2 separate regions of the Homo sapiens genome follow, and region 1 is linked to region 2. The links are chromatin contacts, found by Hi-C or POLR2A ChIA-PET in ENCODE. All regions are on one chromosome and are shown on one strand. Each heading gives the region's core, a stretch centred on a gene start or an enhancer-like site at or near the end of the contact. The rest is flanking DNA. Distances are from core to core; before and after follow the strand shown.

What was found. Hi-C counts contacts between places; a loop is a spot of excess contacts on that map. ChIA-PET counts read pairs that join two places held with the same protein, here RNA polymerase II (POLR2A). Pooled maps may share reads with other maps.
Region 1: a loop to region 2 is called in a pooled map, with 2.8 times the contacts of the local background. The contact joins two enhancer-like sites. A Hi-C loop is called at or near these places in 2 of 168 maps with a recorded cell type or tissue (Right ventricle myocardium superior and naive thymus-derived CD4-positive, alpha-beta T cell), 7 of 37 single-sample maps with no recorded cell type and 7 of 50 pooled maps. POLR2A ChIA-PET finds 5 or more read pairs at or near these places in 8 of 52 experiments (H1, HEK293, HepG2 and 5 more).

What each region holds. Positions count from the first base shown.
Region 1 is chr11:47,615,867-47,619,748 of GRCh38, reverse strand. It overlaps MTCH2 (mitochondrial carrier 2), which reads left to right. Exons shown (of 13, transcript NM_014342.4): 13 at 830-2,432. The coding sequence ends at 916. Among named protein-coding and RNA genes, the nearest start is that of C1QTNF4, 23 kb to the right of the region's middle. RefSeq lists a silencer at 2,137-2,196. Within about 2 kb of position 2,553, at least 2 of the 41 ENCODE cell types and tissues checked have a DNase peak (open chromatin) inside an H3K27ac peak, as active enhancers do.
Region 2 is chr11:47,513,758-47,517,177 of GRCh38, reverse strand. All of the region lies in intron 1 of CELF1 (CUGBP Elav-like family member 1), which reads left to right. Among named protein-coding and RNA genes, the nearest start is that of CELF1, 38 kb to the left of the region's middle. Within about 2 kb of position 1,702, at least 6 of the 41 ENCODE cell types and tissues checked have a DNase peak (open chromatin) inside an H3K27ac peak, as active enhancers do.

The sequences.
Region 1 (3,882 bases), core at 1,304-3,803, 100 kb before region 2:
GGCTGGTCTCAAATTCCTGAGCTCAAGTGATCCTCCTGCCTTGGTCTCTCAAAGTGCTAGGATTACCGGTGTGAACCATCACACCCGGCCTTTAATTTTTTAATTTCTTGTAGAGATGGGGTCTTACTATGTTGTCCAGGTTGTTATTACTTTGATTATAAGATTTTATAAGTAGTCCTTAGAAACATGATTTCATTTCATTAAGAAATAAATAGGCCGGGTATGGTGGATCACACCCGTAATCCCTGCACTTTTGGGAGGCCAAGATAGGCGGATCACTTGAGGTCAGGAGTTTGAGACCAGCCTGGCCAATATGGTGAAACCCCACCTCCACTAAAAGTACAAAAATTAGCCAGGCACGGTGGCGCGTTCCTTTCCCAGCTACTTAGGAGGCTGAGGCAGGAGAATCGCTTGAACCTGGGAGGCAGAGGTTGCAGTGAGCCGAGATTGCACCACTGCACTACAGCCTGGGCAACAGAGCGAGACTCCATCTCAAAAAAGAAAAACAAAGAAATAAATGAAAGCTAGCACTTACTGAATGTTAGGCACTGTTCTACATGACTCATTTGCTAAGCCAGCTGGAAAGTGGCAAAGCCAGAATCCAACCTGGGCGTTCTGTCTGCCCAGAGTAAGAACTTAATAAGGAGAAATTGTAGTTAGTTCATAGTAGCTCAGCCTTTCAGAGAATACTAATCCTTGTTCTGTAGTGATAGTCCCAGTTTTGTCCTAGATTTAGTCACGTCTCCCAATTGGACCTCTCTGCTGATTTGGATTGGCTGATCTCATCTCGCTAGATATTATTTGTGTTTTGTTTTGTTTTGTTTTCCAGGGGAATATGAGCCGAGGAAATAGCTTATTTTTCCGGAAGGTCCCCTTTGGGAAGACTTATTGTTGTGACCTGAAAATGTTAATTTGAAGATGTGGGGCAGGGACAGTGACATTTCTGTAGTCCCAGATGCACAGAATTATGGGAGAGAATGTTGATTTCTATACAGTGTGGCGCGCTTTTTTAATAATCATTTAATCTTGGGAAAATTCAGGTGTTTGGTGTCTGCCTTTTTTGTTCTTTTTTCCAGCACAACATAACTTACCACTGATACTCCCCCTTTAGTTATTCTGAATTAGGATATTTTTGCTCCAAATTCTTATTTTACTTAACCAGAAGGGAAAAAAAGTTGTATTTTCCTGAAGCTACAGGCACTTTGTCATGTGATTTTTGAGTCTCAATTTAAGGCTTTGTAAAATGAAGAGTAGAATTCCAAGAAAAATGAGAAATAATTTTGTAAAACTTAACAAAATCACTAAATTAAACTATATGGGAGGTTATGAATTACTTTTTCTTGGGTAGACCCTAAAATGTCAGTAGCATGCACCAGAATCTGACTCCCATTATGCTTCTAAGCACATTTCATTGACCTTGTCTCTCATACTTCAAGAAAAGGACAGTACATTGCTACATTACCCTAGAAAGTCTGTGTGAGGATCTGCCCCTTCAGTCTGTTATTGCAAAGTAATAAAATGTCACCTACAGGGAGCCTCTGAGCCTACTCTAGTTCAAGAGGCTACCTGAAAAAAAATAAATAAGATAAAGGGTCAGCAACAACAAAGAAAAAGACAATTACAGAAAATAAGCAAGATTTGGAAAGGAAGTATAATGGCACTTTTTTCCTCAAAGGAAGTTCTTGTTTTCACATAAAATATGAAAAGCAGATCCTGCAGGAGTAACCCCCTTCTTTAAGAGCCAAGTATTTGCCAGTGCTTAAATTACACCATACAGTTCTAATTATATATAATCTTTTGTTCTTCAGTTTTTTGTTTTGTTTCCTTTTTGTTATTGTTGCCGAAGGTGAGTAGTTTTGCATTTCTGATGACAGCCTTGGAAAGTATATTTGTAACTCCATGTCTGGTAATGCCAACCCAAGTCGACATGGGTCTTAGGACACTGACCACCTCACATGCCATACCCTCAGTTAAGCATGTTAACATTTATAGGAGGAAAAAAATCACTTTGGGAGAAAATAAAATTCAACTCAAGCATAAAGCTTCTGTTTACTCAGGCCTTCTAAAAAGCAGGTTAAAATGCTCTAAAATGAGAAAGCCTGTGGTTTCACTTATTTATATAACTCACTGGGACATTGCCAAATGAGTAAGCACTTAATTCGCTGCTTCTGAGACTTCTCTGTCAAAACAGCCCCACTGATAATATTAGACAGAACGAGAATGCAGGGGTCTCTTCCCTCCCCTGGGGTTTAGGAAGCTCATGAGGAGCTCGGCTTAAAATGTCTTTGATGTCTCTTCCTTTGTCTCAAAAAGTAATGTCAATTTTATATACTATTTCAATATTACTATCTGCATTTGTTTTAATATAAAAATGTTTGCTGCCTACCTTTTTCTCCCAAAAAATCTTTAAGTAAAGATGATCTGGGAAAATGTGCCATGTTTATCCTGTGGCTTCTGTGAACTTTCATGCTTGCCTATTCCTAGTTGAGAAGCATGTCTGACTCTGATAACCAGTCTACCACCAGAGGACGCCAAGGCTTCAGTTTTTCCTGTGCAAGTTGGGTGGCTGAGAAATTTCTCCAAGGCCTAGGATTGCTCAAAATACTAGTCCAGCTGTTTCAGTCTTGCTGCATCCAAGCTAGAGGTCTAGTCAGAGTCCTATACCTATGATCCTCCATAATATCTTACTATAAGCTACTAACATAAAAGTCTAAAGATATTCAGGGGCTAGGAAATGCAGGTAGGTGCCATTAAGAAACACATGCGACCGGGCGCAATGGCTCATGCCTGCAATCACAGCACTTTGGGAGGCCGAGGCAGGTGGTTCACCTGAGGTCGAGAATTCGAGACCATCCTGACCAACATGAAGAAACCCTGTCTCTACTAAAAATAACAAAATTAGCCGGGCATGGTGGCACATGCCTGTAATCCCAGCTATGCGGGAGGCTGAGGCAGGAGAATCTCTTGAAACCCAGGAGGTGGAGGTTGCAATGAACTGAGATCACGCCATTGCACTCCAGCCTGGGCAACAAGAGTGAAACTCCCATCTCTTAAAAAAAAAAAAAAGAAAAAAAAAGAAACACATGCAAGAAATAATGAACTCAGTAAGTAATATGAACTTAGGCTGGTTGTGGTGGCCCATACCTGTAATCCTAACACTTTGGGAGGCTGAGGCAGGTGGATCACTTGAGGCCAAGAGTTGGAGACCAGCCTGGCCAATATATCTACTAAAAATACAAAAAAATTAGTCGGGCATGGTGGCACGCACCTGTAGTTCAGGAGGCTGAGGCAGGAGAATCGCTTGAACCTGGGAGCTGGAGGTTGCAGTGACCCAAGATTGTGCCACTGGGTGACAGAGTGAGACTCTGTCTCTTAAAAAAAAGAAAAAGAAAAGTAGGGGTTCTCTAGTAAGCCACTTGTGAAACTGGTTTTCCTTTGTGGTACCAAGCTAAGTTGCCACAAACTGTTCCTCTAGAGTATGTGGTGACCATTGAAACCTTGACTTAAGAAGAGTGTGGGGTGGGCTGGGGGCAGTGGATCACTTGAGTCCAGGAGCTCAAGACCAGCCCGGGCAACATGGTAAAACCCTGTCTCTATTTTTTAAAGAAATAAAGGGAGGAAAATTAGCTGGGCGTGGTGGCACATGCCTGTAATCCCAGCTACTTGGGAGGCTGAGGCATGAGAATCGCTTGAACCCAGGAAGCGGAGGTTGCGGTAAGCTGAGATCGTGCCATTGCACTCCAGCCTAGGCAACAAGAGTGAAACTGCATCTTAAAAATAAAGAAGGTATGGGTTTCCTGGAACTTTGGGGGATCATTATAAAAATACTAGGGTAAAAAAGCAACCTTAGTAATCCCAGCAATTTGGGAGGCCGAGGCGGGT
Region 2 (3,420 bases), core at 453-2,952:
CCTCCTGGGCTCAAGTGATTCTCCCGCCTCAGCTTCCCAAGTAACTGGGACTACAGGCACGTGCCACCACACCCAGCTAATTTTTGAATTTTTTTGTAGAGATAAGTCTCACTATATTGCCTGGGCTGGTCTGGAACTTGTGGGCTCAAGCAGTCCTCCCAAAGTGCTGAGATTATAAGTGTGAGCCACTGTGCTCAGCTCAGTTTTCAATATTGATGAGATACTATCCCTTTTTATATTTTGCAAGTGATATTATCCATTGAAAAATACTAGTGAGCTGGGCGTGGTGGCTCATGTCTGTAATCCCAGCACTTGGGGACACTGAGGCAAGTGGATCACCTGAGGTCAGGAGTTCAAAACCAGCCTGGCCAACATGATGAAACCTTGTCTCTACTAAAAAAATATAAAAATTAGCCAGGCTTGGTGGCTTGGGCCTGTAGTCCCAGCTACTGGGGAGGCTGAGGCAGGAAAATTGCTTACAACTGGGAGGCAGAGATTGCAGTGAGCCAAGATCATGCCACTGCACTCCAGCCTAGGCGACAGAGCGAGACTCTGTCTCAAACAAAAAAAAAAAAAGAGAATATTATTAATGGAGATGGGGAGGCCTAATAATTGCAATGTCAGTCAAGCAATTACCCTAAAGAGTTGCTAGAATAAACATAGGATCTGCAATACCCGGAAGATTTAAGAAACCCTCTTGAGATGAGCTTAATTATCAGCTGTAGCAACCATTATTGCTATTATTGTTGGAGAAGAGGCAGGTTGCCTAGAGGAGGTGGAAGCAGCTGCTCGCCTTCCTTTTAAACTAAATTCGGGGGAATTTGGTGATACTAGCTAAATCTGCAAGTCATCTCTATTTTACTTTCAGTGTATTAGAGCATTACTTTCACTCACTTATTATGATCTTGACCAATTCAAAAAACATTTGTGGTCCATGGGCCATTCAGTCCTTTTCTCTCTCTCTTTTTATTTTTATTTTTTATTTTGAGACAGAGTCTTGCTCTGTCACCCAGGCTGGAGTGCAGTGACATGATTTCAGTTCACCTCCTGGGTTCAAGCAATTCTTCCTGCCGTAGCCTCCCAAGTAGCTGGGATTACAGGCGCCTGCCACCATGCCCAGCTAATTTTTGTATTTTTAGTAGAGATAGGGTTTCACCATGTTGAACCCGGGAGGCAGAGGTTGCAGGGAGCCAAGATTGCACCACTACCCTCTAGCCTGGGTGACAGAGCAAGACTCTATCTAAAAAAAAATAAATAAGTAAATAATAAAGAGAGGCAAAGTAATATTTTGAGTTTCCCAATAAAAGGCATTTTACAAGCTGCCTTATTTTACCAAATACAGCACTGTGACTCAAGAAAGTCCAAGTCCCAGTGGTTGGTTGTGGAACCCAGGTCTCTTAATCCCTTATCTTCCCTTTAGTTCCTTCATCTGAAAAATGGGAATGAAAATGCTGAAGAATCTCCTTTGAGCACTCAGAAAAATAATTATAGTCCTTTCCAAAGGTTATGTGTTATAATGACTCCGCAAGAGACATCAAGATTATAAGGTGATTTTAAAAGTCGCTCTGACAGGGCTTGAGAAAAAAATTAGTCACATTCTGCCTACATGGTACTAACATATGGTGCAGCCCTGATGAGCTGCACAAGTGGGCTGAAATCAAAATGCAGTTGGAAAGAGGAGCAGTAGTGACTCACTAGATAAGACAGATTTGGCCTCATGGCAGGGCAGTGAAACTAAGAAGGAACTGTGGTCTTAGAACATGCCAGATTTGAGCAAGTGATCATGAATATTATGGAAAGGTTGAATGACTGAGCCTTTGGGTTTGAATTAGGTACTTTGTCTGGTGTCACAGTCCTTGGAGCGAGCACCCTCCCTCGGTGGGTTCAGAGCTCCCACTCCCTCCACCTCCCTCACTTCTGTGTATTACTTCTGTGTATCATTCCCTGTGCCTTTGAAGGTAGAAGCCACCAGGCAAATACTTAACACTGGTGTGCCTGGAACATTGGGTTCAAACTGCAATGATAGGTAGAAGCGTTAGTAATTCTGCCCAGAGAAAGCTGTGCATTAGCTTAGCTACCATATGTAAATTGCTACTGCTGCATCCAGCAATTTGTTGTCCATTGTTGACAGTACTGCCATGGTAAAGAAACAGGAACTATAGAAAGAATTAGATTCCTCCTCCCACCTCCCAGCTCTCACCACAGTAGGAAGCTGTTTGGGGAGCAGAGAGGAAATACGGGGGATTTGAGAGTTACACCCAGTGTGTGGGCATTTGGGGAGGAAATAGGAAAAGAGATTTTTTAAATTATTTTATTTTTTGAAACAAGGTCTTGCTCTGTCAGCCAGACTGGAGTGCAGTGGCACGATCATGGCTCACTGCAGCCTCAAATTTCTGGACTCAAGCAATCTTCCTACCTCAGCATCCAAATTAGGGCTACAGGCGTGCACTGCCATGCCTGTCTGATTTTTTTTTTTTTTTTTTTTGTAGAGATAGGGTCTTGCTATGTTGCCGAGGCTGGTCTCAAACTCCTGGGTGCTAGAGATGTTCCTGCCTTGGCCTCCCAAAGTGCTGGGATTACAGGCATGAGCCATCATGCCTGGCCAAAAAGAGATTTTTAAAAATGTTTTTTGCATGCTCTGTTTGCCTCATCTGAGTGCCTCTAAAATAGGGTGTCTCTCAGGTGAGACGACCTCTGGTTTAGGTGCTTATATACTCATGGAAAGATCATATAACTAAATGGGAGGTGAGCTAGATTAGGGAGGTAGTTCTATTTATTGGTTGTGAATATGCAAGGATGCTATTGGCAGAGTCAAGCTTTAGGCCATTTGTGGCTCTGATCCTTTAATAATGGCTGCTTACGAGAAAATGTTTATCATTGTTAGGTGCAAAAAAGTAGGTTGTGCAGTATTATACTTAGTATAATATTGAATTTGAAAATTCTGTGTATTTGAGGCCAGACATGGTGGCTCATGCCTGTAATCCCAGTACTTTGGGAGGCCAAGGTGAGCCCATCACTTGAGGTCAGGAGTTCCAGCCTGGCCAACATGTCGAAACCCTGTCTGTACTAAAAAATACAAAAATTAGCTGGGTGTGGTGGTGCACGCCTGTAGTCCCAGCTACTTGGGAGGCTGAGGCAGGAGAATTGCTTGAACCCGGGAGGCAGAGGCTGCAGTGAGCTGAGATCATGCCACTGCACTCCAGCCTGGACAACAGAACAAGACTCCATCTGGGGGGAAAAAAAAAAGGAAAATTTTGTGTATTTGAGTGTTTGTACATTTTATTGTATGCATGGAAGAAATCCTGGTAGAAGATAAACCAAAATATGGTTGTAAGTATAATTAATTAAAGTTGGGGAAATGGAAAAATTAAAACAGGAAGGAATACTTATGAAATATTTTGTTTAAAAAAAAAAAAAGAG